Regions from separate parts of the Mus musculus genome. Here all the other regions are linked to region 2. The links are chromatin loops, found by intact Hi-C in ENCODE. Cell type or tissue: left cerebral cortex. All regions are shown on one strand.

Region 1 (8,000 bases), 48 kb after region 2:
CTCTTTCCTGAAATGCAACTGTGTTTTATAAGTAGTTACAGGATTTCCTAACCATGGTATCAGGATAAAGCTGACCTGTGAGGTTGTTGAAGAATAATGTGGGAGCAAAGAGACAAACGGCTGGGTATTCCACAAGTCTTTTTAAATCCTATTCTCATAAGAGTCCGAGGTATTTGCATGACCAGCCAGTTCCACCTTGGGTTTAAACAAGAATCATCTAAGCAGAGTTAACTGTCCAAACTTTTCAAGTTGGTATCCACAAAATATGAAATAAATGCTTCTAGGAGAAATGCAGTTGTTTATTTCTGACGTGTGAGCCTTGTGGACGCCATCAGCAAGACACTGGCCAACAAGTAGAGCAGCATCCTGCATCCCTTGTGTTGCTGATGAAGTGAGCAGCCTTTCCCGTGTGATTGCTTGTCCAGGAAGGAGCAGTTTGTGGAGGGAGATGCTGCACCAGGATCCGGATTCCCTCTCAGTAGGGCATCCCTTCCTCTGGGACAGTACACGGTTCTCTTGCAGCACCCATGGTCAGTCTCAGCTTCACGTCCCTGCTGACAGCCCTGGTGGCTCCTGCCTGGGTTGTATTAAACTCCAGGGGTGACATTAAATGAGTTTTCAGTCAAAGGTTTGGTACAGACGTGGGTGACACCTCTAACTTAGTCTTTCAGCTAAATGTATGAAACTTAGCATATGTGTTTAACTATATGTATTTTTATATAAACCATCGTTGTTTTTTCCAACCCTTTTTCTCTTTGCAAACAGAAACATGTTAGATTTTTTTACTACAGAGTCTTAAATAAAAATTTTCTTTGTCACCAGGTTAATTTTGATTCTGAAAACGGACCAATAGTTTACGACACCTTGAAAAAAATATTTAAGCACACGTTGGAAGAAAAGAGGAAAATGGCAAAAGACAGCCTCTCCTGAGGCTTTCTTCTCTGGACAAGCATCCAACCTGAGCATCCACCCCTCCTGAGGGTGGCGCTTCTGCTCCCCGCCCCGAGGACCAGTGCTGGCCGCGCTTCCTGCCTCAGTCCATTGTCAGTGCCGCCTCCCTGGGCTGAGGATGACGGCTCCTCTTTTAGTTATTTATTTTAAAAATATCTTTGAACTGTGTCTTGAAAAATCGCCATGAAGTTGGTGCCACTTTATTTATTTACTCACTGACTTGATGTTGTTGTGTTGGCATATTTAGTATGTTGTATCTGTGCCCTTACTCTTGTTGACATTTGAGAGGAAAAAATAACCCTTTCAAAACAGTTATTTTTTTGACAAAACTCTTTGTGGAGTTTTTACCAAATAGATCATTTTAGTAGTAAAACTTCACTATGTATCCTTCCCAAGACATGTGTCCCCTCCCTCAGAAATATGACCTAAGATAGTCACCAAGTGTCTTAAACAGTTTTATATTTGTTACTACTAAGAAGGCTATTAATACATTTTAAAGTACTTTAAAAAAAAAACTTGAAGCCTTTTGTTCTTCTTTTCTTTCTTTACAGATGTGGTCAGGTCTTTGAAGGAATATTATTTTCAGTGATTCGGCAGTTCAGCTTACCTTAGCAGACTGGCTGGAGTGGGTCGGATTCTGTACTTATAGAAAGTAGACTTGCTCTTTGTCAGGCTTCCAGACAACCTCTCCCTTGGCTGTCAGGGGAGGGAGCAGCTCTCAACCCAGAGACCTTATCCTGCTTCCCCCACCTGCTGCTGAGCCAGGTCCCTGCTGTACAGAGAAACGGACCACAAGTGGCCAGGATGGGCAGCTGCTAAGGAGCAGAAGTGACCCTTGTCCTCCCCGGACTGTGCAGAAAAGACAGCAGTACCAGGGCACAGCTCCTAGCCAGCCCTGCTCCCTGGGGGCAGTGTGACCATCCTTCACAGGCGCTCAGAGCTAGAGTAAGCCAGGCCAGCCACTTTCTGTCAGGAGTGCTGGCATTGCTGCCCGGCTTGTGCCCAGCCCCAAAGCTGCCCTTTCATAAGCCCATTGCCTCAGCCTGCCTTGGCCTGCTCTGTTGCTAGTGGCTGTTTTGCTGTAAGGATTATAATTTTTAAGTTGAATTTGACCCTAACTGGCTTCAAATAAGGACAGGTGGCTGGTCAAACTTGTTCCTTTAGATTAAACAGGTAATCAGCAATTGAGGCCTTATTTAAATCGAATTAATACATAGGAGTAGCAGAGCCCATGCCATAATAGTTTTCTTGACAAAGGTGGTAACTAGACCAATTCAAACTAAAGAATTAACTCTTTGATTCTCAGAATTTTAGGAAACAAGCAAGACTGAATTAGAACAAATGAAATTTCCCTAACTCATGCATTTCTGAATTACAGTCTAGTGTATCCAAAACTATTTCCATCATTAGCCTCACCAACTCTGATGACAAAAGCCAAGTGCAATTTCCTTCACCATGAATGTTCTTCTTGGGAAAGGAAATACGGTGATGGTTAATGAACCGGCTTACCCAGTGCTGAAGTATCCTTTTAAGTGCCTAGCCTAACAACAGGAAATCCGTGCACTCTGTCTCCTGTGTACATTCTAAAAGCTGATATTCAAAGAGAATGCTTGTCATCGCCTTTTGTCAGCCTTGAACGGGCAAGTGACACTGTGGACCTCGGTCACCTCCCTCCCTGAAGCCAGTGCGCCTGTGCATTTGCAACATTTGTTTTAAGTTCTGGCACCGTCATGTGCTGACACCACTGCATGTCAGAAAATCCAAATACAGCAGCCTGAGGAGACGCTGTCAGGCTCTGTGTGGGCATTGTGCTTATTTGAATAAAGGTGAAAAGGACCAACCACTACCCCGTCTTGTGGTTCTTCACTATAGTGCTCGTGGGCGTTGTGCGTTCTCCTGGGATAAGGGAAGGGGCTGCTCTCAACTGAGTTAGCAGTTGAGGTTGCTAGCTATGCTCACCTTCATGCAGTGGGCCATGATGGAGAGCAGGCTCTAAGAGGAATGGTTTTTAAAACAAAGTCCAGGCAGACAAGATTCCAGCCTTCCTCTATCTAAATGAATGAAGACTTCTTTCTAGCCAAAAGGATGGAAATGTCACATATTGAAGAAGTTTTAAGGCTGCAATTTTGGCTTAAGAAAAGCAACTGAGAGCACCCCATACTGAGTGTGCTCTTCTCCCCGAGGGCAGGAGGTACCTCATCCCCCTCAGCACCCTGAAAAGCATTGTGGACGCCAACTGTTGAAGACACCAAGTAAGGCAGACTCCCCACTGTGTGCTCTCTGCCCCCACTGTAGCCTGCAAGCTCTTGACTGGTGGACCATCGCAGTCTAAAGCACCCTCTTGACACCAGTGCCCTGGATTCCATTAAAGGGTGCCTGTTTTCCACACAGCACACACACACACACACACACACACACACACACACACACTCACAGGAGAAGGCAGAGCCAGCACCATGGGCCAGTCTCCATCCAGCATACCACACTCACCAAGTGAAAGCACGTGATTCTCGTGCTGTCGGTTTCTGATGCTCTCTAGACTCGCTAACTGCCCCCTGGGAAGGATTGCTGCTCCTGCTGCAGAATTTATTTGCATACCTCATCCTCTGTGCTGATTTGCTTGATCATATCTTCAGCCCGCTTTCCAGTGTGTGTGAACATGCCATGCTGTTACAGGTGCAGGTAAGAGTCTAGAAGGCAGGCAGATGCTGACATTTCCAGGATCTTGTGCCAGTTTACAATGAGTTGTCCAGAGACCCAGGGATCATTACAGGGAAGGAGATGGTTTCTTGAGATAGAGAAGGGCTTGGAGGTGTGCCATACATCCCCTGTGGCCTGGCTTCAAGAGGGCAAGAAGGGTGAGAGGGGCCAAGAAGATTGAAATATCCTAACACCTCTTGTAATTAAATTTTATGTATCCACAGTGACTCATACCTACTTAACTCATTCTGACTATGTAACCTAACCATTAGCCTGCGGTTTGTCTCTGATGCATGGCTATGCGGATGGGTGGGAGAGAGTCTCCAGTATTCAGGGATGGCTTTGAACTCTCTACATGGCTGAGGATGCGCTTCCACCTTCTCCTCAGTCGTGGAAAGAACCAGCTCCCACCTCAAAGGATTAAAAGCTGTGGCTTATTCTGGAACATATGAGAGTGACCATGGCCCTGGAGCACAGACAAGTTACTCCAAATTCTGTGACCTAACGTGGATGCGGTTTAATGACGTTTTAAATACAAAAAAAGTCGTAAGTTAAACTACATTGGTGGGTACATCAGAGAGGCAGAAACAGCAAGACAGGGGGAACTTTTCTATAAACCCAAGATTCTGTGCAATGGCATTCTTAGCTTCTGGGTTGGTGCAAGCTAGTAGTCTGCTAAGTTAATAGATTAAAAAAAAAAGCTTTTATCTGTTGTTCACAAGATTTAGGTTCCAATGCAGGCAGAACACAAGGACCAGCTGTTCCAGTAGGCCAGAACTTAGCCCAGTATAAGGTAATGAGGCCCTGGACCTGCAACATTGTGATCTCTCCACAGTACTGCGGTACTAAGTTAGTCAGTCGATCCTCAAAGACACAGCTTCTTTCCAGGAATTCTCATCCACACCTCCCAAGAACTAAGATTATGCCTGGTGTGTACAGTGTCGGGGATCAAACCCAGGCCTGTGTATGTACTAGTCAAGTGCCCCTACTGTATTTTAAATAAGACTTTATTTCCGTGTGTGTGTGTGTGTGTGTGTGTGTGTGTGCGAGTGTGTGTGCGAGTGTGCAAGCACATGTGCTTACACATATAAATTCAGTACCTACAGAGGCAAGAAGAAGCCTCAGATCTGGAACTGTAGTTATAGGAGGTCGTGAACCGCTATATGGGTGCTGAAATCCAAACTCAGGCCCTCTACATGAACAGGGTATATATAGAGAGGGCTGTGCTAACTCTCCAGCCCTCTACCCTTTGATTTCTTGTGACTTTTTTTTTCATTTTGTTCTTTTTTTAAAAATGGGCTTGGGAAATACTCAGTGGCTAAAGCACTTGTGCCTGCATGTCTGTATGAAGGTGTCAGATCCCTGGAACAGGAGTTACAGAGAGTTGTGAACCAATGTAGGTGCTGGGAATTAAACTGGGGTCCTCTGGAAGAGCGGCCAGCACTCTTAATCACTGAGCCATCTCTCCAAACCCCAAAAGAAAAAAATTAAAAACACCCAGGATTTTGATTTCAGATTCATGTAGAAGGACCATTTCTTTAGGGAAGAAATGGTCAAACTGAGCATTCAGTGTAGTTCAACCTAGAATTAAATGTCCCTGTGACTGGCAGGGAGATATCCCCTGGGTCTTGGTAAGGTCTAGCTTAGATGACCATCATGCTAAAGAGCATCCTACACTTTCACACTGCTTTCTTTTACAAATGTAAAGGACTTGGCTTTTGGTTTGTTTGTTTGTTTGTTTGTTTGAGCAGGTCATGTGCCAGTTTTGTGCTGGGGCATGTGGGACATGGGAACCACGTAGGCATGAGTCCCTTTATCCAAGAGCCAAGGTACCATGGTCCAAATGGGCACCAAATCCACACATGGGGACTGAAGCCTCACAGCAACTGTGCTGAGGGAGAGCCTCTGCATCTGTCCTCATGGCCAGATCCTGCCACCACCAGCTAGTCTAACTTTTCCTCTCTGCCACGTGAGGATACCATGTTCTCCACCCCCCAGCCCCACCCCCAGCTTGAAATGTCCATCTTGGCAGCAGAAGTCAGCCCTCCTACAAGGGGCCGTCACCTTAGCCTGACCTCCCAGCTGGGATAGCAGTAAAATGATTCTTTAGTTATTAAGAAACCAGCACAGAAGCAGGGTGTTGCGGTGACAAGTCAAAGTGCAGAGGTAGCTTGGGAGCTGGGTTAATAAAGACTTGCAGTAGTTCTGGAGTTGTGTCGCCAGGACTGATGCTGTAGCCTTAACTCATTCTCAGCGGTCATGTGGTAAGTGGGCTACACCGGAAACAGAAGATATCAAAGATATTAAGAAGATACCAAATTCATAAGTGACACTGGTTTTGTGGGCTGCAGTTTGTAACGTGGTCCTGATTTCTCTCGAGAGCTGGATGTTGTTAAGCAAGCATTTTTTTTTTCATTACAAGCTTGATTACTAATATTAACATGTCAGAGCACCAAGCCTGTCCTAGACATTTCTAGAAGTCAGAATGTAGGGATTATGGGCTCCTATATTCAGCAGATTTCTTCTGTCAAATCTCCAAGCCCCAAAGTGTTTTGGACGCTGCCTGGCTTCTCTTGGGTGCTTTTAGTAAAGCAGGAGAAGAAATTATTTAAACCAGAACTCATAAGAGAGAAGCAGAGCACAGAGCTCCACACCAGGCACCCTTGATAAGCTCAATGTGTCCAGAGGGAAGCCCGATGCTATTCATCAGAACCCAGGGCGAGCGTCTAAGAGGCAGTGCCGAGATCTTCCAAGCTGTTGCGAAAGCTTGGGGCGGCAGACTAGTATAGAAAGGACCTGGATGCCTGCAGGCCTCCCCGGCTGCTGCTCAGGCTCGACCTTAGCCACTGCTGCTCACCCTCACTGGTCATGGCTGCAGCCCATGTGTAGAAGACCTCCTCCCCAGACACAGCACTGTTGGGGGCTGGCAGTGCAGCTTGATGGAAGAAGTTAGGTAACTGGGGCCGTGTCTTTGGAAGAGATAATCGGGACTGTAGACTCCCTCTGCTTCCTCCGTCTCTGCATCCTGTATACAAGGTGAACGGATCCTCTTCCTCCCCTCCTCCCACTGCGGGACTGTGCTGTGACAGACCCAGCTAGTGAGGCTAAGTCCCCAGAGATAGAAGAAGCCTTTGAACCGTGGACCTTTTGTCCCATAAATCTTTCTTTAAAATAATCCTGTCAGATATTTTTCTCCCAGCCATGGAACGCTGACAACAGCATGACTTAAAAATTTTTCCAAGTCTCTTATTTAAGAAAAGACAGCTGGATTCTCACGGCTAGCTGCCTCTTCGTGCGATCTGTGAAGAGTGTCACATGCCACACTGCAGCTGGAGAGTCCCCCAGTATATTCATGAGAATGCAAAGTTCACATGCTAGCTTAGGCTTCCGGAAACAGTTTGAGCCTTACAGAGAGAGGAATGTAAAGTCCTCAGAATGGGGCTTGGGAGATAGCTTAGTTAGTGCCTGCTATGCAGGTACAAGGGCCTGAACTCTTTCTCCTGAACCCATGTCAAAAGGCAGAGCATGGTGGTGTCTGCTCTCAATTCCAGGGCTGGGGAGGGAGGGATGGGTGGATCCCCGGGTCTCAGTGGCCAGCCAGGTTAGCCCTAATCAGCAACTTCCAAGCCAAGAAGAGACTGTCTCAGACAAAAGGTGGACAGTGACTGAAGAAGAACACCAGAGATTGTCCTCAGAGCATCACATGTCATGTATGCACACACGTGCACGTGTGCCTGTGTGCATACATGTGTACACACACACACACAATGAAGTCTCAGGAGTGCATAACAGTAGAGGATCTCTATAAATCTTCAAAACCAACCCAAGAAAAGCCTTCTACAGAGGAGGTGATACTGGAGGTCGATTCAGTTGGTGAGAAGGGAGGAACAGGGTGGCTCAGCTGTTAAGAGCACTCGTTGCTCTTGCAGAAGACCCAGGTTGGGTCCCTAGCGGTCACATGGTACCTCACAACCATCCACACTTCATAGTTCCTAGGGATCCAATGCTCTCGTAGACTCTGTGGGTTCTAGGCATGAATGTGCTAAAAGGACAAACATACAGGCAAAACATCCCATACACATGAATAAAAAGTTAAAAAATCAATTAAAATAGACAAGTAGCAGTAGAGATCCATACTCTCATCCCATATAAACTTATTAAAAGAATCAAAAAATTAGTGGTTTGGTGTACAGAATAACTCTGTAGGTAGCGAGAATGTATTTTTTTCAATTAATAAACATAGATAATGTGAGAATGCTATAAGAACCCAGCAAAATTTAATATTTGCAAATTTCATAAATGAACTGCTCAGATAAAAGGAAGACATGAAAAAATGAACTTAAAGATCA
Region 2 (8,000 bases):
ATACCTGTGATCCAGATCTTGAGGCTGGAAGACACAAGCGTCTGATCTTAATCTTGATGTGGGATGGCCCTTGTGGATCCTGTAAGTTTCAGGAACTTCTTAAGAATTTTCAGTTATTTACTTCCTGGATCTTAGAAGTTTGATTACTCCCTGAGTCTTAATGAGTCTCCCTCTAGGATGCTTCAGTTTGTAAGAAACAGCTGCTACACAGAAGCATATTTGCACACTTCTCATCTATCCCACGTTTTCCCTTATGCTTGACAAATAACATGACTGACCTCCCTGGTCACTCACCATCCATTGCATAGTGGCAAAGGGCATCATAATGCCACATAAGAATGTACACAAGAAGCAATTCCCCTTGCCCCAAAGCAGGGTAGAGAATGGATGCTAATGACCAAAGAATACAAACTCTTCAGGAGGATAGTGTACAACTGCTGTGACAGCAGACTGCCTACCTCTTCAGTTTGCTACTCTGTGTTCTTGTTTACAACCATCAGTCATATATGCTATCTTTTTGTAATAACTCATCTCAGTACTTGGATGAGTATTCTCTTCTTGGCCAGATTCTTTCAAGTCTTCATGGAGATTTAGCTCAGTTGTCAATTCCTCGCAAGTCTTCTCTGATAAGTCACTCTTCTTCTCAGATCCTTCTCATCCACACAACCAATTTATAAATAATCTCCACATGTTCATTGTATATCTATACTTGTCACTTGGAAGGCTAAATTTTGATGTTACAATGTAGCATGAGTATATAATAGGTATTGTTTATTAAAGCATAAACCAGTCCTGCTTCTTATTTAAAAAACCAAACATGGGCACTCTTCTTTCTTGGCTAATAGTAAGAAATGCCAAGTCAATTTGGGAAATATTTGTTTCCCAAACCCCAAATTGATAATTTAATGTAAAAATCTTTCTTGTATTAGTATATTTATATGAGGCCTGCTTACTGGGCTATAAGGTAGTATTTTTTCCCCTATACTGTTTGTTGATCCAGGTTAACTTTAGACAGAGAACTTTGTTAACTGAAAACACAGATTTATATTCCTTATATTTATGTTTGCAGCACTGTACAACTAATTGAAACCAGATCACTCATTTAGTATACCTAAAGCCCTTCTGCCATGCTAGTTTGTCACCATTTACAACTTTCTTTTTTTTTAATTTTTTTATTAGGTATTTTCCTCATTTACATTTCCAATGCTATCCCAAAAGTCCCCCATACCCTCCCCACCACTCCCCTACCCACCTACTCCCCTACCCACCTACTCCCACTTCTTGGCCCTGGCGTTCCCCTGTACTGAAGCATCTAAAGTTTGCAAGACCAATGGGCCTCTCTTTCCAACAATGCCGACTAAGCCATCTTCTGATACATATGCAGCTAGAGACACGAGCTCTGGGGGGTACTGGTTAGTTTATATGAAATTTCTAGGCAAATGGATGGACCTGAGTGAAGTGATCCAATCACAAAAGAACTCACATGATATGTACTGATTGATAAGTGGATATTAGCCAAGAAACTTAGAATGCACAAGATACAAGATACAATTTGCAAAACACATGAAACTCAAGAAGAACGAAGACCAAAGTGTGGACACTTTGCCTCTTCATAGAATTGGGAACAAAACACCATGGAAGGAGTTACAGAGACAAAGTTTGGAGCTGAGACGAAAGGATGGACCATCTAGAGACTGCCATACCTGGGGATCCATCCCATAATCAGCCTCCGAACGCTGACACCATTGCATACATTTACAGCTTTCGATGTCACTTGTATCATCACAAAGCTATTAATGGCATGGACAAAATAGAAAATATATGTAAAGCATCTAGCACAGAGCGCCACAGAATTTGCCTAGCAGTGTCCTGCACTAGAAAGACATTTCTACTGAACTGTATGAGATAACAGGACTTCTAGTAGAGTTTGAAAACATGGACTCAGCAGAGGCTGGTAGATGCTTATCTGGATCCATCCCTCACTTTTTTGGCATGGGATTTCCTTAAGAACAGAAATGTGCCTAGTGAAGACATTTCTCAACTACATGAGGTCATGTTACTGAGTATGTAAGATCTATAATATGATTAAGTTGATGGGTAGGCTTCTAGTAAGATCTTTATTAAAATATTAAATAAGGACATGGTGGATGGTGCTCTGTCTACGATTTTGATCCATGACACAAATTGAAAGGAAACCTGATTTTTTAAGGGTGACATGGCAGAATGTCTGGATCCCTGGGTACAGCTTTAATGAGAAGAAATGCCTGTGAGTTTAGATCAGGATTCTGGAACCTGGAGTTTCTGTTACAAGAGGGCAGAGACCAGTCAGGTCTCTTAATGACAGGGTCCCTGTTCCTGTCCAGACCTGGAGTCACAAGAGGCTAAGATGCTGGCAAGGCTTTGACAAAGAAAGTCTAAGGATTGCAGGAGAACAGAAGGAAGAGACTCTGGTGTTATGGAAAACTGACCAAAGAAGAACCAAACACCACTCTGAGAGTTGGAGAATTCAGATTTATTAGGCTAGCCTACTCCACTGTGGAGAGACATAGTATTTATGGGTTTTTAGCTTTGGTCATCCAACTGCTACAGCACTGGTGTCTTTAAATTACTGCCTTAGTGAACATTTGCTGATGGTCTGTTTCAGAACAACCGAGGGGAAATTTCTACTTGAGTTAAAGTATGCTTACAGAACAAGTGGCAGTTGGGACTTTCGTTAGCAACACGGATCGTTGCTAACAGGTACAGTGGTTTCACCAGATACCTACAGGACCCATACTTATGACAGCACTTGGTCTTCATTTTCCCCCCTCTACATAATTCAACTTTCCCCTACTAGACCAACTCCAGAAATTCATATTTAAACTGTCATAGTGCAAGACAATATTGACTATTAAATATAATAGTTCAAGAATATTAGGGGGGAAATGAAGACATTCGATGCATAATATGGGCTTTTCTTCTTCTTTGGGCGCTGAGACGGAACACGTGGTTCCGTGAGCGAAGCTCCAGAGCAGTCCTCGCTCCTCCTGCGACTCTGCACCGGGGCTCGTGGGGAGTCGGTGCCCCCCACCCCCACCCCCATGCTGCAGGCTGGCAGCCGCGCCCTCTCATGGCCCTGAGGGTCCTCCGGGCTTTCCGCGCACACGCCGTCGGCTCAGCCCGCGACCACTCAAGCCCCAGCTCGGCTTCCCAGCGGCTCCCACATGTTCGAAAACCTTAGAAGCTGTCCGCCGCGTCACGGGCCGCCTCGAGTCTCCATTGGCTGGCGCGTATCACGTGCACCGAGCGGCTCCGGCTATTGGCTGTTGGGTCGGGCGCGCGCAAGGCCGCGGCGGCGACAGGGCGTCCTCGGCGGCCGGGCTGTGGAGTGGCCCGTGCGCGCGCCCGAGGGAGACGTTGTGTAGCGCGCCTGGCGGGGAGTCTCCCTGCTCAGAGGCGCGGCGGGAGGCCGGGCCTGCGGGCAGGCCAGCGCCGCGGAACCCGCCCGAGCAGCGCCCGGGGCCGGCCGGTCCTCTCCGCCCGCGCCTCCCGGCCCTAGACGTGAGACACCGACCCGTCGGCTCCAGGGCTCCGAAGCCGGAGAGCGAAGCGCGCCAAGAGGTTCGGAGTCCGCAGCCAGTTAGGCGCCCGCCGAGCGGTCCCCAGACGGTTGTCCTTACGCGGCGGGTTATCCAGGGAGGCGTTATTTGGAGGCGCATCCCTAGAGGCGGGGCGGGGGACCAGGGCCACCGGGCGCCCCTCTGTCTTGCTCAAGTGCTGCGACACTCGGATTTCTCGGGAGCAGTTGGAGGCTTGCTTGGGTGTTTTAGTTGAAATCTCTTGATTAGAAATATTGACAACTAGTTCTTCATTACAAATAAAGCAGACAAGACAGCCACAAGCAGGTATCAGGCTACCACTTTGGGATCCCTAATTCGGACCTCTTTCTGTCAGTAAACGAGTCACGTGACCTTGACCAAGTCACTTTTTCTCCTGACATGCATTCTCAACGTTGATAATGATGATGATGATGTCGATGTCCCTGCTCTGGGGTGTGTGTGTTTTCTTATATAATAAAGGGTTTGTGGCCTTTCAGAGGACCACACCATAGATACACCCTACCTGTGGTATTAAATTTTAATGGAAAAGAAAATTTAGTAAACAAAGGCCCAGGGAGGAGGGGGGTGGAGCTTGAGAAACAGTGCTTTAGGGAAATAGCTGATCAAATTATTCCAGCAAGGGTTGTCTATGCTAAAAACTGAACACAAGCTATCATTCATTGACTGCGAGCTGAAGGAGCCTGAGAAGCTGTTATCATGGCGGGCACTATTAACCTGTGTGAACATGTATATATCCACCTCCACCTCACCCTCCACCCCCACCCTGCACAGCATAAGCTTTCTTGAGTTTAACAACAAAGTGTCATTCCAGGTTGTTGTTTTGTTTTTGTCTTTCCCTCAGAAAGGAAGGCTTGGGTGATTTGCCACAATCAGAGCTGTTAGTGGAAAGAAATAAAATGTAAACACGCATGTATGACCTCAAACCACTCACTCATCACCATGTGGTTTCTTCCTGTTCAGTTGTAGCGAAACTTCTCGCTACCCAGGAATCCCACCTGTGGCTTTTTAAAAAGTGTGGATACCCAGGTCTTAGAGACAAACTGGGACCAGCATGAAATTTGCTTAAGACCTCATAGACGATTCCCATTTGGAAGTCCGTAGTCCGTCTTAGCAATAACTAATTGCTAACCGGATACCGGTGCCTTCACAGCATTGTGTCCTGGAGACCCAGATTCCCCATCTCAACAGTACTTCATGTCCTTTTAAGGGAGGTTGGGTTTTCATCAGAAAAAAATCCTTTGTTGGTGGAATCCAAGCGAATTGAGAGAACACTACTGAATCTCTCTCTCTCTTTTTATATGATCTTCCTTGACCACTACTGAATACACTTTTTTTTTTAAATCCCAGCAGTCGGGAGGCAGAGGCAGGCGGATTTCTGAGTTAGAGGCCAGCCTGGTCTACAAAGTGAATTCCAGGACAGCCAGAGCTATACAGAAAAACCCTGTCTCGAAACCACCCCCCCCCCAAAAAAAGTCATATGAAGAAAAGTAAGAATCACAATTTACCTGTAGTATCACCAGTTTAACAAAATGATGTTTGTGGTCTTTACCATGCTGTATCATGATTAGTGATGCCCCCCTGATGTCACATAAATTTAGAACATTCTCACAGGCAGAATTATTCCATATATAGGGGAGAAAAAAAATCTAAAAATTATTCTGAATATAAATTTCAAATCACTGTTCTCTTAAAAGAACATTTCAAACCCCCTTTTTTTCCAAACCAAAACCTGCCCCCAAGGGTTTTTTCCACCCAGAAGAACTTTGGAGAGTGAGGGAGTATGAAAATACATCCATTGAAATCTTTTCTAAGAATCATCTTTGTTAGTGAATATTTCTGCCATTTCTCATATCCCCTCGGCTTCAATCAAAATATGTATGTTTATGATTCCTGTTCTTAAAATGATTTAAGTAGAAAAACTAACCGGCTCTTTGTTGGTATTAACTAGACAATGTGATGCATTGACTATATTAGAGATAAAGCTAGTATTTTATTTGTCTGGATTTAAGGAAAGACTGGAGCTCTAATCCCAACTGTGACACTTTGTAGTTATGACCTTGGAGCAGTGGCTTTCTCTCTCATGTTTACCTCATCATTAGACGGGAACAGTGCCTTCAGAGCTGTGGCATTCATTTAAACAGCACATTACAGCCCCAGTAGAGTGCTAACCTAAATTATCTTTTTGCTAACATTATTTCTTTCACCCTCTAGGGCATATTCACAATTCTAATCCCTCTGTAATATGTAAGATTTTTTATTTACAAAAAAGATATATTTATAGAGGATTTACTATAAGTGAGATACTAAAAACTCCTTTAAAAAGAATGGGTCATTTTTAACAGATTCTGAGAAAACTAAAGGCAAAATGACCATCTAGAGTTTCCCATGACCACAATCATATCTTTAGTGTCTCTGTAAATATTTATGAACACTTATGTTTCAGGCCTTTGATACTGGTGATATGAAGAGGATCTTCAAGATGCCTGGTCTTATAAAATTAGTATATGAAGAAAACACTAAATAAAGCAGTGCATTTATAGATTGTGATAAATCTAACTAACATCTACAAAACTAACATGGTCAAGTAATATGCTATGAAAGTCTTAGACATGTAAGTCTCAGTAAAAATACATTGTATGTCAGAGAATAGAGGATTTAAGGAAAATAAGTAAGAGTACAGTTAAGGATTTCCCAGGTCTAAAATGTTTTAGAAGAGACATAATTTTAAAATTCTTCTATGAAATGCCAGTATTCTTCAGCTTAACTTCTAACACACTCACACACACACACACACACACACACACACACACACACCTCTTTCCCTTGGCTTTCATTTTTTAAACACTAATTACTGCAGGTACCTTGCTTAGCTGATATTACTATTTGTTTGTGTATTCTCTGCAGTACTGGGGATGGGACCCAGGACCTTGCACACGCTGGGGAAGTGCTCTACAGCATTCTATTATCTCCGCTCTTCTGAGGCTTTTTCTATAAATTACTGTAAATTGGCCATTTGTACTTTTATATATTGCTATATAAAATGATGTTATGATTTGTGACTGGTGTGTGGAGTAAATTAGCATCTACTGCTTCATTGTTTTGTGGTGAGAAAATCTGAAATTTGGCACTCTGGAAACATACAACACGATAGTGCTGAGTGTATTCATGATGCTGTACAACTGAGGGGAAAGTCCTGTTCCTCCTGTGTGACCGCTTTCTAGCATTCCTTCTGACAACCATCTCTCCACTCCCCTGTCATCCCCTCAACCTCTCTGACTACTGTTCTGCTCTCTTCTGTTGTGTTTTCTTTTCGGCTCATTTCCTTAGCATCGTGCTTCCCACCTCCAGCCGCCATGTAGAAACTAATAGGGTTTCTATGTGTGTATGCATATGCACACTGTGAATAGTGTAGCGTGAGCATGGGAGCACACATAACACTCTGACAAACTGATTTCAGACCTTTGTGTAGATACTCAGACATGGTGTGTTTGTTTGTGTTCTGAGGAACTGCCATACTTTTCTCTGTATTGCTTAGAGCAATGCTTGTGTCTCCTGAGGGTTCACAAGTGTCCTCTTCTTCATAATTCCCTGCACTTTCTTTGACACACTGATAGCTGCCATAACGCAAATCTAGGAATTACACAATTCTAGGACTTAAAATTTTACATCTTCCTTTTAAATCTTTGATATGTTTTGAGTTAATTTTTTTTTGAGATAGAATTTCACTATATAGTTCTGGATGTCCTGGAACTCATTATGTAGACCAGGCTGGCCCTGAACTCACAGAAATCCCCCTGACTCAGCCCCTAGAATGCTGGGATTAAAGGAATGCGCCACCATGCTCAGCTTTGAATTAATTTTTGTAAGTGGTGTAATTTTCTTTTCCTTTCTTCCTTCTTTTTCACTTTTTCTTCTCCTTTCTTGCATATGGGTATTCAGTTTTCCCTTAATTTAAAAAACTATATTTTTTTGCATTGTGTATTCGTGGTGCCCTTGTTAAGTGTCAGTGGACATACAAGTATGTGTTTACTTAGATTACTCTTTAACCATGCTTCAGAACTTAGCACTTGCCCTCTTAGGTCATTACAATTTTAAATGTTTCTTGTTTTTTTCCCATTAATGTGTATTATATCATACAATAGGTTTTATTATGACACTTACACACACACACACTTTGATATCACATTCACCATATCTATTTCCTTTCTTACCCACTTTCCCCTTCCACATCTCTAATAGATCCTTTATTTTCATGGCCTTCCCAATCTCCACCCCTAGATGCTCTATATGAAAGAATGTAAGTGACTCTTCTCTCCATGGAGTCCGCTTGTTTTGTTTAGGATAGTGATCTCCAGTTCTATTTCCCTCAAACATCCCAGTTTGTTTTCTGATTCCTTTATT
Region 3 (8,000 bases), 78 kb after region 2:
GCCTTGAACTTGAACAAGGATTGCTTGAACTTTATAATCCTCCTGCCTCCACCTTCTAAGTGCTGGATTACAGGGATGCACCATGTAGTTCAGTTTATGGGGTTCTGGGGATTGATTCACCTTTCTGCTACTTAGGTAAGGAAGCTACTGACTAATTTTTGGGGACCCCCTTTACTCAGGAGTAAGTAAAGCTGCAGTTAGTAGATGGTTGGAATGTGGGTTCTGAATCTTATTATGCCCATCCTCCTCCCAACTTCCTTACCGTTGAACATGACTCACACAGACTCCACGTACTTCCCATATAGAGAGAAAACTGTGTCTGACACTGGGGAAATGGTACTGTTGTTAATCCCAAACGTGCAAGGAAAGACACCAACCCAAATCATCCAATTAATTAAAGCAAGCTTCTTTATTCACGTACATGGGCTGTCGCTTCCTAAAAGTGGGGTTCAAGAGATCAGCATTGAATGTGAGGAAGACAAGGTTTCTATAGCTCAGGGGTAGGGGGTTTCCAAATGGGGGAATTTGACTGTCGAGTTAAATAGGTGGGGTTTACAGAAGCAAAACATAACAAGGTGGACTTCATAGCAATCTTCTCAAACAATGGTAGGGTTGCAAGATGGTTATTACAACTTTTTGAAACAAGGACGTAGTTGTTTCCTGGAACAGGCAGCACAGAACTATTTGTAGTTAAGGTTACAGGCCAATCCTTGAGAAACAGATTTAATCATAAAGAGGAATGAACCTAGTTTGCCTTTACTGTAAGAAGCCTTCAAGCCTAAGATGGAGGCAGGCTGGTTCATCACTGTGATCTCAGGAATCCCAGAATGCAGGGACTCGGCTTCTGTCATAACCCCCGCTCTCAGCGTTTTGTCTCTGATTCTCCATGTGCGCGAATGTGTGTGTGTGTGTGTGTGTGCGTGTTTGTGTGTGTGCATGCACATGTAGTTTGTGCACTTATGTATGTACATGTGGAGGAAAGAAGTCAATGCCAGTCACCTTTATTTTCTGAGACAGGGTCTCTCGCTGAACCTGAAGCTCACTGACTCTGCTGGGCTGGCTGGGTGTCTCCCCAGCCCTGGAAATAGGGGCCTGCTTCCACACTTGGCTTTTTATGTGGGTGTTGAGACTGACTGAACTAATGACCACACTGAGCTATCTTCCCAGGCCCCTTGCTTCTCTACTCTTGCAGATAGGCCTCTCCTTATGTCCTTGCCGCTTTGGGGCCGAGGTCATGAGGGTTCTCTTCTCTGAGCTCATTTCCGATACACTCTTAGGAAGGAACTCTAATTGACCTCATTTAGATAGTGACTTTTGTAGTACTGCTCTGCCTGTGCCACCTTCTCAGCTCTGTGGTGAAGGTGTCAGCTCAGTGAAACCTCACACTTGAAATGGGTCGGGAGCAATCCCTGACCCCCACCCCAAGAGGAGACTGCTTTAAGTCCAGAGGACTCATTCAATGATTTCAGGGACCAGGCTCAGAATAAAAATGAAGCAGGCTCATTGGTGACTGGTAGGCAGGAGAGTTCAGCTTGCACGGAGAGTACAGTGTCATGTTGAAATGCAGACTGAATGCAGAGATTCCCTTTTTTTTTTTTTTTCTGAGAAAACCAAGACATCTAGATATTTTCAAATTAAACGTCTTGATCTTTTTTTGAATGCTGTCAGCCAATTTAAGATAGATTTAAAACATTGCCCGAGAGTAACAAGCATTTCTGGGAACACGTGGAACCCTGGGCTATGACCTGTTTGTAAACCCCTTGAGGAAGATAATGTGAGACAGATAGTATAACTGATGTCCACCCCTCTCTAAGGATAACCTTGGAAAGTATCCCTCTCTGCCTGAGGTCTCTGCTTGTGGAATTTTTTTTTTTTTCTGTTGTGACTCCTCGGGGAGTACTAGCACTTAAGGCCCCTCAGGAGTCATGGGGCCTATGGAGTAGATGAGGTTGTGGAAGACACTGACAGATATCTTTTTTTTTTGTTTATTTGTTTGTTTTCCAAGACAGAGTTTCTCTGTGTAGCCCTGGCTGTCCTGGAACTCACTCTGTAGACCAGGCTGGCCTCAAACTCAGAAATCTACCTGCCTCTGCCTCCCAAGGGCTGGGATTAAAGGCGTGGACCACCACTGCCCCGCTTGACAGATATCATTCTTATGATAACCAGACCAGGCTATAACAAGGCCTAGGCCAACTGCCAAAGGTGATCTGCTGTATTAGCCAGTGTTTACCAGAAGAGCAGAACTGGTAGTGTATTCAATGCTCCCACCTTATGACAGTCTGACTTACAATATTGATTTATTGGGTCCAAACTTTATCACAAGACAAGGAGCATCTACGTATAAATGTGTATGTGTCTTCTTCGATCAATGATTATGAAGTCTAAGAAGTCCTATTAATTCCTTGAAAAAAATTTTTTTCATTTACTCAGCATATATGTGTGCGTTTGTGTGGTCAGAGGACAACTTGGCAGGAGTTGGTTCCCTTCTACCATGCAGATTCTGGGAACTGAACTTAGTCATCAGCCTTGGCGGCAAGCACATTTTATCTGCTGAGCCATCTAGCTGGGCCGTGGCCCACAATTTTCCATATGGAAGCTGCAGACCTAGGCAAGCTGCTGCTGGTGAAATCTCAGGGCCTAGGAGTCAGAAAGCAGAGAATTCAGCCACCCTGTGTCCCTGTACCGTTTTGGTTCATTCAAGCCCTGGATGGGCTGGATGATATCCACTCACATTAGGCAAAGCCATTAGTTTTTCCTTAGTTTACCACTTTAAATGTTAATCTCTTCTAGAAACATCCTCACAGACATCCAGCAATATTATTTAATAAGATATCTTGGGGCATGGTGGCTCAAACTGACACACTAAAATGGCCCATCACACCCCGGAATAAGGACGGAGAGTCTGATCGATGAACAGCAGGGAGATCAAGAAGTGAATATATCATCTTGAAGTCATGCAATGAACAATGAACGAAAGGACAAAAGAGAAGACACAGGTCAAAGGAGATCTTAACAAGGGGAGGACTGAGGCAAAGAGGCCAGAGGACATTTCGAGAAGTATGTATGCTTTACTTTGGCAGTTTTGGTTACAATTACTTGTTTGTCTGGACTGAGAAAATTTGGAGGGAGTCATGCTAGAGGTGGAACGGAACTGAGGTAGCAAAGCCTCCAGGACACAGGGTGGGCCTCTCCAAGGACCTCGGCTGAAGGAATTTGCTCTTTCAGGGCCCAGGGGGTGGCTTCTCTGTGGGCTACTCCTACTTTATAGGTCCCAATTCCCATAGTCTAGAATGTCTCTTTCTCTTAGGACGGAAACCAGAAGCTTCAGCCATCCGTCGCCAGTCAGGTGGCTATATTGAGGCATTTTGATTCTGTAAGTCACCTTCAAATTAGGTTTCTGTTTACTGAAAAAAAAAAAAAAGTAGAAAGAAAAAAAGGAAGAAAACGAAACAGCAAAATCCACACCGCTATGCCTACGAAGGAAAACCTACTGTGAGGAGTCCAGCTTTGTATGAAGAGTTGATGACATCGTGTGGTTTATAATCCTCTTTCTCACAGTATATCCTGAAGGTTGAAGCTCTTCCTCCCCATATCCTACCTATCCCACAAGGTTCACCACCCTCCTCTTCTTTTTGTTCACTTGTTCACTTTAGTCCCAAACTCTCCCATCTTCTAAACTCTCTTGTCATTTGCTTTGGACAGAGAATGTTAGGATGGCTTATAGTTGGAGTTTATAATATAAGCACTTTGCTGACGTGTACAGTGCCTTTTTCCCCTGGATGGATTGCAGATGAATGTTCATAGGGTTTTGTTGATGCTTGACTCTCTTGACTCTCTTTTTTAAACCGTGCAAACCTACTATCATTAAATAGTACCCCAACCCACCCACCAAAGAGCAGAGAGGTCTCCTAGTGCATGGAAAGTTCCAGTAAGAATGAAGAAATGCTTTTGCATTGATTTAAAAAAAAAGAATTCGTAAAGATTGCTTTGAAAAAGTTTTAGCACAAAAATTTCAATACATGGGAAAGAAAAAAAAAATAAAAGAGATAAAAGATACACCATAGGAGACCTAACTCCTTATGTGACAGATGGGTGAAGTGAGGTATGGAGTGGCCTTGGCGTCGAGCCCCGGAGCCCCCGAGAGGGAAGACTGAGTGAATCCAACATCTTGGGTACACGTGAAAACCGCCCCGAAAACTCTAGCACCTCCCGCCTCGCAGCCGGCAGAGCGGACGGAGGCCACGTGACACGACTTGTCCATCACCGCGGAGGGCGGGACTCAGAGGACGGTCCTCGCTATTCTCCCGGTCCTCCAGTAGGGAAAGAGGAGCCTGTCACGGTGGGCGGGCCAGACCCGCCTTCTCCGCGGCGGGGGCGGGCTCAGCCGTCACCCTCCAGTGGGGGTCCGGGTGAGCCCCGACCGGCTAAGGCGAGAGGGCGAGGCACACGTCCGTCAACAGCGTCCGCCAATAGGAATGCGCGCTGCCCGCAGCTCCCGCCCCCGCCTCGGATTCCCGGCGCGCGCGTAGCCTTCCCTCAGGCCGCCGAGGCGGCGCCCGCCCGCCCGCGCTTCCATCCGGGTTCTCGCGCGCTGCTCTCTCCCGGGCGCGGCGGTGGAGGGCCACGGTGGGGGGAAAGCCAGACCATTTCCCGTGGCGGCAGCGGGACGCCTTTATCCGCGAGCTTGAGGTGGGTACTGCGGGCGTGAAGGCGAGCGCGGGGACGTCGCCATTTTTCCCTCCTCCAGACTCAGCGGCGGCGGCAGCGGGCGACCAGGAGGGAAGACTTGGGGGCTGCCGCGCCGCACCCTGGGACCCGTGGGATGGCCTGGGCGCCTCGGGCAGGCGGGTGGCCCCGGGGCCGGTGGCCCACGGATGCCGTGGGCCTTGGGGCTCGGGCGGGGGAGGGGTGCCGCGTGGCCGCTGGCCTGCCCCAGCCCCCTCCGCTTCCCGCCCAGCTCCTCGGCGACCGGGCGGGGGAGGGGGGTCATTCTTCACATTCCTCACCTCGCCCCTCCCCCGCCGCTTCAATCAAACTTGCGGCGGACGGAAGTCCCGCCCTCTGGCTCGCGCCGGTTGGTCGGGGCTACCTCCCCGCTGTGGCGTGACTGGCTGCGGACGTAGCCGGGCCTCTATGACGTCACTTCCGCCGTCAGGTTTGTGGGCCGGGGAGACCTTGGCTTTGGTTGGGGGGGGTGGGATGGAGGAAGGTAGGAAGTGCGGGGGGCGGGGAGGGACGGGGCGGGGCGGGAAGGCGCTGGCAGGGAGGGAACGGAGAGCCAACGCTGGCTGCTTGCCCCTGCTCCGCTCGGCCAACTGCGGCCTGAGGGCCTGGAGCAGCTGCTGGGGCTGGAGGATCGCTGCGGCTGCCCGTCCTTGGCCAGGGGGAGGGGAGCGCGAGAGCGGGAGGAAACTGTATCCCAGGGGATGGGGTAGGAGATTTGCAGCTCGGTGGCACCGGAAACGAGACTGGCCTTTTGACTGGGGAGGCTGCAAACTCTTGGAAGCGGGTGGCCTCTCGGAGGCCGGCTAAGAAAACTTATCTCTCGGCGCGCTCTTTAGCGGAGGCAGGGTGGTAACCTTTATGCCCTTGGCCAGGACTGCCCTTCGGTGATCCCGCTTGTTAGTGCAGGGTCTGTGTCAGAAGTGATCGTCTGTGTTGTAGTTTTCAACTTTTTGTGTTAAAAGGATAATTATGAAAGGACAAGGGGGGGCGGAGAAAAACTTTAGAAACTTAGTTAAAATGGAAGACGATGACAGATTGCTTTTTTAACTGTTGAAAAATATTGGCAACCTGTTTTTGAAGTTTAAAACATTAGTGTTCTTGTTTTTGATTGCCTGATAATCTTGTGAAGAAAATTGAACAAGTAAACAATCTTTTTATAAGAAAAGTTAGTTTAGCCGGGCACGCCTTTAATCCCAGCACTTGGGAGGCAGAGGCAGGCGGATATCTGAGTTCTAGGCTAGCCTGGTCTACAAAGTGAGTATCAGGACAGCCAGGGCTACACAGAGAAACCCTGTCTCGAAAAAAGCCAAAAAAAGAAAAGTTAGTTTAATACAGATTTTTCAGCATTCTGGCCTTTCATTAGGTTCTGTCAGTTGAAGCAGTAATATTTGGGAAATTTGAAATTGTTAGTGTAACAAAAATACTAGTTGGAAATGTAAGAACTTTAATTAGAGAATAGAAATCTTCCAAATTAAGTCGGGTCTAAAAAGTGTTATCAAAATTGTGTAGATGGGGCGTGCATTTTACCCTATGGGTAATTTTATTGTAGAAATTGATAGTTTTGTAGACTTGAAGCAAGCTGTGCCCTCCCCCACTATAAATTGAAGTTGTGCTGATTTGAGACTTAGTAATTTTTCAAGCTGGAAAGGTAGAGGAATGCAAAACATGTGGCTATAAAGAAGGTGTTGGCACACAAGTTTAATCCCAGCACTCAGGAGGCAGAGGCAGGTGGATCTCAAGAGTTTTGAGGGCAGCCTGATCTACAGAGCAAGTTCCAGGACAGCCAGGACTGCACAGATAAAACCTGTTTCAAAAACAAACAAACAACAAAAAAAAGTACTTCAGTTCACAGAGTGAAGTATTAAAACAAATGGTCCTGCTGGAGTTGTTGCTCAGTGATAGAAAGCTTGTCAGACATGCCTGAATTGGTGGGTTGAGTTTCCAGTACTAATAAAATAAATGCTCATAATAATTTAATGTTAGTAAGTCTCATTTAGATTTCTTGAGGGTCCTGGGAAATGTCCCTAGTAAACCTCCTCCAGAACTAAGGAAACTAATTGGTTTAGAGAATAGCATCCTAAATATCAAGTTCCTTTTATTTCAGTAACTAATGTTACAGAACCAGTGTGAGTTGGTGACAATTGTGCAGATAGATAAGTGGTTGAAGGCACTTAGCATCATACCTGACAGTGACCCAAGTTTGAATCCTTGGGACTCACCCACATGGTGGGAGGAGAGAACTGACTCCAAGTTATCCTTCGATGTCCACATTTGTGCAGACATAATACAAAATAATTAAAAAAAAGAAGCCTTTTTAAAAATACTACAAAGCCAGAGCTGGAGGTGTAGCTCACTCAGTTGATAAAGAGTACTTGCCAGCCATGCCTCAAGCCCTGGGTTCCATCTCCAGTTCCTGCCTGCAATCCCTGCACTGTTAGAGGTTATCCTCAGCTATGTAGAAGGTTCCAGGCCATCCTGAGCTGTATAAGACCCTGTTTCAAATAAAGGAGGCTAGATGGAAGCACCACCAATGAATGTTCCAAATAATGTATCCTGAATCACTTAGTATGTGGTGATCAGAAACTTTTAGGAAGATTTAAAATACGAAATAATGTGCTACATCAGCTATATCTGTTAGTTTTCCTGCAAAGTACCATTTTGTGAGTGGCAGAAATGGTTAATGTCCTCCTGAAGAGCACATTTCCTCTCTTACACTGATCTCCAAGGAATAATAGAAACAGCTCTATAGTCATATTTGGTGAAATGTGTAAAACACTGCTCCCCTCTCCCATTTAAGTGTGTATAAGTTGGGAAGTATATTTTGGCACTCAAGGCTAGCAGTATTTCAAAACTTTGAATGTCTTTAGAAACTTATACTATAAAGACTATTTTTACTAATTGTCAATGTTTTTTTTTTCATGTTTTCTCAGGACTAAAGTAATGGGGGTAAAGGTGGCACCTTACATGGTCCTTGAGTTTTGTGGGTGTTCTGTGCATTATGTAATCAATTAAGAGTAGATTGCATTAACTAGATATAATGATTTTGCCTTTTTGGTACCTAGTGAAATCTAGAGTATTTTACATTACAGCAGGAGTATATTTTAGTTACAGTGTGTACCATTTTGAGATATTCAGTTTCAGTGTTGGTAATTGTTTCTTAATGAATAATGCAACTGTGATGCATTATTTAGCTACTTTTCAAAAATTCATATTTGCTACCTGGATATGTTTGTCTTAAAGATAGACAAAACTTTTCTGGTTTTCCAGCTTTATCT

Evidence for each region. Peaks named below come from ENCODE experiments on the same cell type or tissue, not always from the same donor. Only the 100,000 strongest peaks of a DNase experiment are listed, where the experiment ranks them.
Region 1: a loop joins it to region 2, with 2.1 times the contacts of the local background. A loop is called at or near these places in 16 of 42 quality-filtered maps.
Region 3: a loop joins it to region 2, with 2.5 times the contacts of the local background. A loop is called at or near these places in 6 of 42 quality-filtered maps.

The regions. Positions count from the first base shown.
Region 1 is chr13:48,572,666-48,580,665 of GRCm38, reverse strand. Ptpdc1 (protein tyrosine phosphatase domain containing 1) reads left to right here. Exons shown (of 10, transcript NM_207232.2): 10 at 823-2,797. The coding sequence ends at 930. Among named protein-coding and RNA genes, the nearest start is that of Gm25232, 4.3 kb to the right of the region's middle. In left cerebral cortex, no CTCF peak of the experiment used is centred here; a DNase peak (open chromatin) is centred at 6,834; H3K27ac peaks cover 775 bases.
Region 2 is chr13:48,620,977-48,628,976 of GRCm38, reverse strand. Ptpdc1 (protein tyrosine phosphatase domain containing 1) reads left to right here and starts at 3,305. Exons shown (of 10, transcript NM_207232.2): 1 at 3,305-3,600. In left cerebral cortex, no CTCF peak of the experiment used is centred here; DNase peaks (open chromatin) are centred at 3,296, 3,654 and 3,916; H3K4me3 peaks cover 1,776 bases; H3K27ac peaks cover 1,075 bases.
Region 3 is chr13:48,543,039-48,551,038 of GRCm38, reverse strand. No RefSeq gene overlaps it. Among named protein-coding and RNA genes, the nearest start is that of Mirlet7a-1, 8.8 kb to the right of the region's middle. In left cerebral cortex, a CTCF peak has its summit at 4,338; DNase peaks (open chromatin) are centred at 336, 2,547, 4,367 and 5,104; H3K4me3 peaks cover 2,177 bases; H3K27ac peaks cover 1,481 bases.